Linked DNA regions of Homo sapiens: region 1 is linked to region 2. Evidence: read pairs that join two places in POLR2A ChIA-PET (ENCODE). Cell type or tissue: GM12878. All regions are shown on one strand. Links, peaks and the distances in the headings refer to the core of each region. The heading gives the core; the rest is flanking DNA. Region 1 has its middle 90 kb from the start of CMC1. Region 2 has its middle 56 kb from the start of LINC01967.

What was found. ChIA-PET counts read pairs that join two places held together with the same protein. Peaks named below come from ENCODE experiments on the same cell type or tissue, not always from the same donor. Only the 100,000 strongest peaks of a DNase experiment are listed, where the experiment ranks them.
Region 1: POLR2A ChIA-PET joins it to region 2 with 7 read pairs; 2 of 35 experiments call an interaction of 5 or more read pairs at or near these places.

Annotation. Positions count from the first base shown.
Region 1 is chr3:28,148,585-28,153,979 of GRCh38, reverse strand. No RefSeq gene overlaps it. Among named protein-coding and RNA genes, the nearest start is that of CMC1, 90 kb to the left of the region's middle. RefSeq lists a silencer at 2,153-2,222. In GM12878, for the core only: no CTCF peak of the experiment used is centred there; a DNase peak (open chromatin) is centred at 2,159.
Region 2 is chr3:28,081,779-28,087,173 of GRCh38, reverse strand. No RefSeq gene overlaps it. Among named protein-coding and RNA genes, the nearest start is that of LINC01967, 56 kb to the right of the region's middle. RefSeq lists a silencer at 5,271-5,320. In GM12878, for the core only: no CTCF peak of the experiment used is centred there; no DNase peak of the experiment used is centred there.

The DNA of each region.
Region 1 (5,395 bases), core at 239-5,238, 67 kb before region 2:
AATAAAATAACATATATTTTAAATGCACAAATTTGTCCATCTTTGCCCTAAGGGAGTCCTTCAAGTTGGCTTTATGTTCCTTTTGACTCTCCTCTGATATCTTCATGGGATTCCTTGCTTTCTGGAATGACAAGAGCCTCATTTTGTACTTACTCATGTCTACAATCAGCCATTTCTCCAAGGAACCCTGTTTCCTTTCAATGGGAAGTGGTCTTTAGAAACCATAATCTGAGCACTAAAGGTGCTCATTGCCACAGGATTGGTCACTGTTTCTAGGCCTTTCCAACAGACAGAAGTAGAAAATATTTACGTTTTCAAAAAATTACATCATGAGTTCATAGTAATATTTCCAACATAAATTCAGAATTTTTATTTAACTTATTTGATTTTACAGTTGTAGTTCCTTTCTCATATACTGAAAAATCTGTTATTAATGACATAAATGTATTATTTCTTTGCTTTATGCTAGCAATGTAAAACTTCAAAATTATATACCAATATTATTACCAGCAATATAATTACTAAATATTGTTTGATTTATTTATAGTTTTTGTCTTTAGTATTCCACTAAATATGTGTTACTAAATATACATGTGATATATCAATGTTTATTTTAATTATATGTAAATATACTTATAAATATATAGATTTATAGTTACAGATAAAGCATATACATAATTAAAGTCATTAGACTAATTACTATCTGTGTGGTTAAGCCAACAACTTACATAGTTATATTGATTTGTTTCATTTTTATTTATTTTTTAGAAATTTTTTTAAATGTTAGGTTAATTTTTTTGTTATATAAAACATTTACATGAGTCCAAAGACAAAGGTATAAAACTAATTGCTTTCAGAAAAGTTTAGCTTTCATCTCTTTCATCTCACCTTATAGATAGATAACCATTTATATTTATTTTCGGTTTACTCATTCATTTAAAAAAATCACAAGTACCTTTATATTCCTCCTTTTTTACAAAAAGATAGCACAGTATACATACTATTCTGAAGAAGACAGCATTTAGACTGCTCTTAAATAAAGTTCCACATATCAGATCTTCACAAATCTTAAGGTACTACTCATTAAAAAAGTTATTTAATAAAAATAACATATTATTTTTATTCTTAAAATTCAGATCCACTTAGTATAAGATTATTATGTTAGCATAGACCTAGTGGAAGAAATTATATTAAATTTAACTATTGTAAGGCTAGAACCCTGCTTTTTAAGAAGAAAAACACTGCTCACTTTAATGATGCATATTCAGCACTTATTATATGTGAGGCATGGTTTTAAGCACTTTCCAAATATTAACTTATTTAATCCTCATAATAATACCGCTAAATAGGCACCATTATTAACCCCATTTTAGAAATGTGGAAACTAAGGCAAGAGATGTTAAGAAACTGTTAACGTTTCCAGCTACTAAGCAACAGTTAGGATTTGAACTGAAGATCCTGGCTTCAGTGTCTGGGGTCTTAATTATTCACCCGGCTGCCATTCTCCATAGTTAATTTACATTGTATCTTTTTTTTTTTTTTGCTATTATAAGCAGCATTGCAGGGAACATCCTTGAAAATAAATTTTAGTTCTCATCAGTTAGTGTTTCGTTACAATGATAATTTATTGAGCTGAAATTTCTGAGTTGAAAGGTAGGCATATTTTAAGTTAAGCATTTTGGGATTTTTGATTATCTTTAGCACAAATAAATGAAAAGGAATCTATATGAATATGCTGACATGTACCCATGAGGTTTCTTTAAAAAATCAACTTTATTGATATAATCAAATACAGCCACCTTAATTATACAGTTAAATGTTTTGGCAAATGTATACACTTATGTAACCACCACCATAATCAAGAAATAGAACATTTCCTTTACTCTCAAGTTCCCCTGTGTTCATTAGCAATTTCCATGTTTTGAGAACTGATCCCTTTTACTTTCAGTTTTCTTTTTAGAGAGATAAATAAAGTTTTTTAGAAATAGGCCATCCCATTACTAAATAAACTGTCTTCAGGCAGAAACTAATATTTATACATGTCTGTTTTCTTTTCTGCTAGAATCTGTGTCAGAAACCATTGACTTGAAGCTATCAATATTAAATGCTGCTTACTCTATGTGAGCTGAAAGCTGGCATCCATTGTGCTGTTGATAACAAGCCTGAAACTCACATGTCTCATGGGTTACTTTCACCAGCCAGCCCTGCCTTTTCAGATGTGTATACTTGACTTTCATTTAGATAAAAAAAAAAAAACACATTTAAGTAACTATAGCAGCCTGTTTCCCTGAGGGAGTGTTATACATCTGTCCAAAAGATGGGAAATTTCAGTTTTTGAATGATCAGGAAATTTCACTTTTAATCAAAAGTATAACAGTGAGTTCCTCAGACATGACCAAATATATTAGCATATAATCATGGAATATTATAATTTTAAAATTAAAATCTACTAAATATTTACAAGAAAACTAAGAGCCAACAGGATTAAATGGCTTGCACAAGGTCACAAAATTTAAGGTCCGTTGGAATTAAAACCTTTTCTAACAGGATAAATTACCCATTCTCCATAAATCTCAGTCTGCTAATTCCCAATCTCATGTTCTTTTCAGTTTCATGCTGCTACTCCGTATTAGTCAAGTTGTTAGGCATGACTTTTCCCAGACAGAGATTACAGAAATTACAGATATTATATTCACTGTACCATGAGAAAATTTTCAGGGCTCATACTTTATAGTATTAATCAGGTATCAGTTGCAAACCAACCTTGTTACATCTATCTTCATATTTATTTGGTATAACATACATTTTCCCAAATAGCACACTGTGCCAGAGGGGTTAAAAAGAACATGTGCAACATCTCTGCAAAATCTTACTCTTGCTGCCAATCAGCATAGAACAGAATGACCCAATTACCAGTTGGAAAGGAAGCTGCTGCATACTTTAGAGTTCCCTTGTGACAGAGTGGAAAGTCTCACAAGATGGTTTGAATTGTGTTACTATGAAAACTTATGGTATTTTTTCTTATTGCAGAAGTAAAGCATACCTATTTGGAAAGAATAAATAACAATTTTTAAAATAATAAATAAAATAACAATTATCCCTAATATTTAAAAATTGATTTCTACTGTTCACATTTTGGTGTACATGTTTCCAAACTTATAAAAATATAAAGCCTTTATTACTTTGATATTAACAAAACTAATACATGAATAAATTTCCTTCATGTTAGACATAGTAGGACATAGCAGTTAAGGGCACAGACTCTAGATTATCTTGTTAGCACCTGGGATCTGTCAATTATTAGTCATATGACCTTGAGTAAGTTCATCTGGCAGTGGCCCAGTTTCCTCATCTATAAAATGGTGATGATTTTAGTATTGGCCTTATGGGGTTGTTGCCAGAATATAATGAAGTAATATATATACATTATTTACCAGGAAACTTCACACATCATTATTACAATGTTATCACTATAAAATAATGAAATCAATATAGATGCACTGAAGATTCCCTCTTGCTTACTACCTCTCTCCCTAACTCTAATCCTCTGCAGAGATAACCCACATTATGCTTACAACAGAGAACCCAACCATTCCAATGTTTTGATCTCTAAGGATCTATTTATAGTAGTGGTCTGCTTCTACTAGATCTAGAGTATTAATCAAACACTTCAAGAGTCCCAAATCAGTTTTCTGAATGAAGTAAAATTTGAAGACAGTCAGGCATTGTTGGGCATAAGCTAAATTGTCTTCCTTGTTGGGAGAAAAGTGGCTAACTATAAAAAGGCCCAGCCTATTTTACAGGTTTAGATAGGGGGAAGAAAATGATCTAGGTGCTGCTCTGGCCAGTCTTGACTGTTGCTGACAAGGTTGGAGGCTGTAGTTTTTACACATTTCCACTATGGCCTGTAAAAGTTTATGTCTTTACTTGCATGAACAGGGATCAATAGAAACAGTTTCAACTGAGTTCCATCTCTATTCCATTTCAGATATTTTTTACTCTTTGAAACCCAGCCTCAAATATTTCCTGTCTTCGCTTTTCACCTCATGGTGATGTCATTTGTCATTCTCACTGTAGAATGAATGGGTCTCTACTCATGGCTGGAGACATGACTACTGACAGATCGCACATTTTCATCTTGTGTCCCTCCTTAATTGAAGAGAGAATACTTCTTTTTACCTAGTTCAAATTCTGGACAAAAGGGGTCCAAATGGGGTCAGGGTCTGACCTCCTGGATAATCAACTATGGCCAGAAAGAAGGGGGTCCTGTAAAACACGACAACCCCTGCTAGAAGCACATGCTAGGAATGGTAGAAGAGCATTTCTCATAAAAAGGAAGGTAGGAATGAGTGGAGCATGCTGCTCTTGTAATGATGGTAGGAGCTAAGCAGTCCATAGCACCACCATGACCTTTCTTAATTTCCGTCTGCTCTCTGCCTGCACATCACCTCACTTTCATTACTCAGCAGCATGCTGTGGGTGTGACTTTTGCTCTTGTATGCCATTGATGCCATCTGCTCCTGCCTTCTCTCCTTTGATGTCATTATACAGATGGCAAGGGCACAATGGGAAATGGCACTTAGTTCAATATGGTAGCTCAGGATACATCAAACCTGCCCTGCATCAATGCTGCTGATAACTAATCCAGCTCATGTGTAAGTCTAATAATGGAATAATTATTACATTTTGGCTTAGCCTCTGAAATCCCATCATAAATTATTGGAACTATATGCATCCATTTCAAAATATGCATCTTATACATTATGGGAGCTAAAATATGCGATTGTTTTAAATGTAATCTGGTAGATTTCTAAGAAATGATGATAACTTACTAATAGTCACCTACCAAGGTTCAGAAATTTTGTTGACATTATAAACAATGGAAAATGTCTTACAAATGTGCTTGTTAATTTGACCATGTAGGTGTCAGAGCTAATCAGTCAACAGCTACAGCTAATGCAGGAAAGAAGAAAAATTAATATTCATTAGACTCTTGTTTACACTTCTGTTGTCAAGGTCAATCAGTTTGCTTTAAGCACAACGTTTCAGTCTTATTAAAGTCATTAGTACCCTTCAGTATACAGAGAACACTTGGGTTTCATAAGTGTGTTTGATTCACACATCACTCCCATTGCACAGGGGCCCAGGTTTAGGCCATCATTTTCTGGGATTTAGATGTAGACCTTTATTTAGACTAACAAATTATCACAATAGAATAATAGCTTAAAAGTGGGACCAAAATTCATGTTTTTGGTAATATTCTCAATTGCAGAATCTAATAAGTATTCAGCTTTTCAATTTTAACACAAATATTACATATAACAAAGCAGTCACCATCAGGCCCTGGTAATGCAAAAAATGCTTCTTTGGTATTTCTGTTTACCTTTGTATCAAA
Region 2 (5,395 bases), core at 90-5,089:
AAGCCAATCTTCTTACAGTAATGAAGACATCCTTTCTGGGATATCCCGTCCTTTCTGGGATGTCTAGTCAAGGTGGAGTAAACATATTCCACTCTGTCTCTCTCTATGAAGGAAGTTAAAACCCTGGATGGAATGTATGTAGCATTTCTCTGAGGAGCCTGTAAAGTAAGTAGCAGCAGGTAGATTAACGAAAGAAACCAGAACCTGAAGTACTACTGAACCACTTTTCCCCTCTGGCATCTCCTGCTGCAGGACCGAGACAGCTGGAAAACAGGAACTATACATCAGGTACAGACAAAATGAACTCCAAGAAAACCCACTTAATTTTAGTCTAAAGAAGGAGAAAGGGGGCCTCATGGGATCAAAGAGAATTTATGTTTTCTACTGTTCTATCTCCCAGGAAATTCTATGGCAGTGGTGGTGACAATTGCAGTGGTGGCTGGTCAGGTATCCAAAACTCCAAGAAAGGAGAGTCCTTATGTATGACCAGAGAAACTGAAAGAAGTTCCTGCTGCTTTTTTCCCCTCTCTCTATCCTCTTGCCGCTCGGCGTTGGAGGCAGAAAGAGCTGGCCCCTTACTCTGGCCCATGATAGCCTTCAGTTTGCTGAGGGCTTGTATGTTTTTGCTCACTTGTTTTTCTACAATATTCTTCGGCTACAACGACCACCACATAAACTCTTGTTCACATATTTTATGTCCAGGACAAAGCTCCTATCCTTGATCAAACCTCTTCTTTCCGGAAATGGCTCTACCTACCTCTGTTATAATCATCTCGTCATTATCGCTTTTGCTCATAGGCTGTCACCTTCATTTGTGGATTCATTCCCACCCTTCAGTGGCTGTTTCAGTGCTTTCAACAAATATCTGAAGGAATGATCAAGTCTGTTTTCCTAGAAATAAAATATTCCAAGAAATATTTAAGGATACATTAAGATTTCAATAAAGCCTCAAAAGCACTTAAACAAAAATGAAATTATTTGAATATTTTATTATAGATACGACTGCAATACAATTTATTGCCCAAACTGGGAAATGTTTGAGAGTGAAAGGGGGAAAAGGCACTAAAATAATGAAGACATAGTATTTGATCTACAACAGGTATTAACTGGAACACATTACGGTCCTCATTGTAAACTTAATGGCAAATACCACCTTGTCTCTTGCTAGTTTCTTCACAGTTTCTTCTTCACCTACAGACCTGGATGTATACATATGTGCACAACCCCCTCTAGAAATGCACGTTTTAACTTCATGTCATATCCCAGACTAAGCCAACTAAGGAGAATAAAGATGTAGAAATTTTAATATTGCTTATAAAATTATATTTATGCAGCTTCCACCTTTCTTTCTAACTTTGTCTCTTACCTACTCTCCAAATACAATTTCTCCCAAACAGAAGAGATGAACAATTCCCTGGCACTTTGCAGTATACTGTAGCTTTTAATTGAGAAATGGAGCATTGTGGTTGAACATTCTTTTAGAATCATTCTCATAGGTTAAGATCTAGGTTTTGCTATTTACAATCCATGTAACTCCAGTTCTCTTATACTAAGTTTCCTCATCTATAAAGTGAAAACCAAAGGTAAACTCTCCAAGGGATATTGTGAGAATTTAATAAAATAATTGGCATAGAAATGTGAGATGTCCCAGGCAAAGTCATGTGTGTATTCACCCCAGTTCCCATTTTGTAAATGGCCATCTACATTACCAATTTCCACAAAATGGTATGAGAGGGAAACTGTTACATATTTAACATGAAGCCAGAAATTGTAAGGGAGGTTTAAATCTAAGAAACTTCCTTAGAGATTCTTCATCGCCTCTAAAGCAACATCCAATTCTCAGGCCGAAATATGTAACTACTGCTTGTCCGTTACCAAATTAATAGATGCTTCTTTCTAGCTCATTAGCACGTGTTGTTTAAACACCTTCTGCTCTGGAGGAGAAATACTTCTAGAATGAGGAAGAAAGAAGGAGATGGTAAAGAGCTTAATAGGTGGGTCTTAAACCGAACCCCACAAGAAAACCACTACCACCATCACAACAACAAACCAGACACCAGCTTGCTGAACCCCTGAGTGAAACTAAATTTCTTTTTCAAATCCAGAATATTTAACCAGGAGTGTGCTCTGATAATCAATTCTGATCAAACAAAAATTTATGTCTTCTGAAATTATCAAACCAGATTAAACTTGGAGGACCATCTGTTAAGACCAAGCTAATATTTTAACATCTTATTTGCTAGAGAAATCCATTTTCTTGTGTGTGCATTTGGTGTCATGAGTGGTGAAGGCCATTGAGTTAGACATTGTTAAGAGACCCACAATAGCATACTAGGTTTGGCTGAGTATCCTCCTGGCTAATTACTATGTCCTCTGAGGGAAGGAATCTCCAAATTACCAGGGAACCTGAAGCTCTTTACCTATCCACTTAGGATTCAACAGTTTCAACCCTGAAATGGTCTTTGATCAATGCACAAATCAAAAGACTAAGAGCTTTTACAGTATAACAGACATTATTTTGACTATAGGTGTTTCCATCAGCTCCTGGCTGACTTTCTCGTTGCCCTACTTCCGCTGGAAAACTAAGGTGGGTTATGTTTCCAGTTCACTTACTGAAGTCATCACTTGATTCTCTCCATAGTGGAGAAGAAGTCATCCTACAGTCTTTTGTTGCTACGATCTTTACAGAAAATTGTGAATAATATGACTATTTGAGTAATATCATGTCCTGGTTAATTATATATTTCTTAAGGTTACAAGTTAACAGAGCATTTTCTCACTCTCCACCCCCACATTAGCTCTGAAAGATTTGGTAAGGATTTATAGTTTCCTTTTCTCTGTGAAAATAGTATCTAAGTATGTGTGTTTGCATTGTTTGGCAGTTGTTTATACTCTAGTTTCTACCAAAACTAATTTATTTTGCCTTTGTAAGTATAATTTACTCCACATTTACCTCTTAACATAATCCAGCTGTAGGGGTTGAAAAACTATATCCTGTGGGCCAAATCCACCTGTTCTCATAATGTTTTTTAGGACACAAGTACAAGAATTTGCTTACTTATTGTCTACGGCTGTTTTCAATATCAGAGTAGATAGGTGTGACAGAGGCTGCATGGCTGGTGAAACAAAGAAAAAAAAATTACTACCTGGTCCTTTACAGAAAACATTTGCCAACCCCTTGTCTAGTGTAATCATTCCAAACACAGAAACTCACTGCACAGATTTATAGAAAGTAAAGTGCAGTGTACTCTGTTGAATATATTCTAAATCTATGACATATCTTAGAAGACATTAGTTTTAAGAAAATTATTATTGACAGCTGTTTTTTCATTCCTGAGGAATTCTCATTAATTAAAAAGTTCTTATGTAAAATGCAGCAAACTCCCAGTAATGCATGCTTCATAATTACAAAAATTCAAATGTTCTTATGTAAAAATCCTGCCTTCTAGTTTCATCAAAACTTAAGGATATTAAATGAGATTTAGAGTCACTGAATATATGCTCTGTATTTATTAATATATTATATATTTGGATGGGGGGGAGAAGAAGTAATGTGTTCCTGCATTTCAAAGAGCTTCTAATATTTATGAAGAGATATAATCCTAACAATGTCTTCCATAATTGAAATGTACAAAAAAATGAATAGCACAGAGAAGGCAGAATTCTGAGCTTTCACTTATTATCAGTAATTTATCATTAATTACAAACATTGGTTAAGCATTGATGCTGGCCCAAGCCCTTTGGTTTGCCTGAAATCTGATATTATACAAAGTAAGTCACGGTTTGTATTCTCAGTAAGCTTATAGCTAAAGACATAATTACTAGAAGAGAATAAAGTTAGTCTTTAGAGGAGCCATTAGCTGTCTATGGCCATACCACCCTGAATGCACCTGATCTTGTCTAAGAGTTATCTTTCAATAGCAGTGTTAAAGCATTTCTCTTGCACATCAAAGACCTGTTTTAAAAGTGGTGAAAGGGCTCAATTTGAAGGGAAAAGAGAGGGCATAATTTTATCTTTGATTTTAGACCATTGGCTGTCAAAATTTGCTGCATATTGAAATTCCTGAGTGATTCTAGTGCACAGCCAAAGCTGTGAACCACTGGTCTATAGTAATTCTTTTCGAACTTTAAAGTGCGTCAAATGACCTGAGCATCTTGTTAAAATGCAGATGCGTAAACTGTAGGTACAGGGTGGGGTCAGATGATGCTGATGCTACTGGTTCATGGAATACATTTGGAGTAACAAGAGTTGTGATTTGGAGTGTGTGTGGGTGTGTGCGTGTGTACATGACTGCAATGTGTGCATGCACGTATTCCTAATATGGCTGTTATTGTTCTCTCTAAAAATAAAACTTGTCCTCTCTCTGGGTTTCAAATACATAATGGCACACTCAACCAGAGGTGATTTTCACTCTTGATTATGGAAGATTCCTAATGAACTCCCATGCACAAGGACGCTCGCCTGCTGACTCATGCACCCTAGAACCCTACTTAGGCCATCAAGACAGTTCTCTTTGCTGTTAGCTCAGGTTTCTGCTCAGATGAGCCTGTGCTGCTGGCTCTGGAGGGGCCTCACTGATAATGGCATCTGAGGGCATTCAATTAGCACATTTCATGTTTCTCTGGTCATAGACACCTCATAATTTCTTCACTAATGCAGCTGGATCTTTTTCTTTTTCCAAATCATTAGGCATCCCTTCAATGTTACTTTCCACTTTCCAGCCTGTAGTGGATAAAGATTTTATTTTAATACTCAACACATTTGTGTGTTAGGGTAATTTAGGGAGAAACCAGGTGCTAACATATTTTAAAAGAGGAGTTTCATTTTTCTGAATTTTACTAAGACATTGATCCTGCCTCCTGTCTTTACTTGAATCAGAGTATGAATCCTTGGCATTAATAAATAGGTGTGATGAAGGCTGTGTCTGGAGATGAAAACTGAGTCTGAGAAGATAGAGAGGAGAAAAGGATGGGGACAATGAGTGAAGGGTTCTCAGACTCATGCCTGCAATGTAGGAGTAAAAACCCCTGTTTTGGGGGAAAGGTCATAGGTAATGAGTTCCTCATTTTGTCTTAAATCCTGGTCTTTTAGGAAAGAAAATCCCTGAAGCAAAGGTAAGATCTGGTAATACTTCCTCTGATGTGAGCTGGGTGAGAGGACTCCGTGTTTCAGAGCTTCTCAAACTTTACGTGAACAAGAATCCTTTGGAAGATCTTATTTAAAATGCAGATTCTGATTAGTCAGGTCCAGGTGGGGTCTGAGTTTGCGCATTTCTAACAAGCTTCCTGGTGATGTGGATGCCGCTAGTCTGAAAACCACACTTTGAGATGCAAGGCTTCATTGACATGCACCTGGGGCCCCAGTTCTCAACCTTGGCTTCTCATTAGAATCACT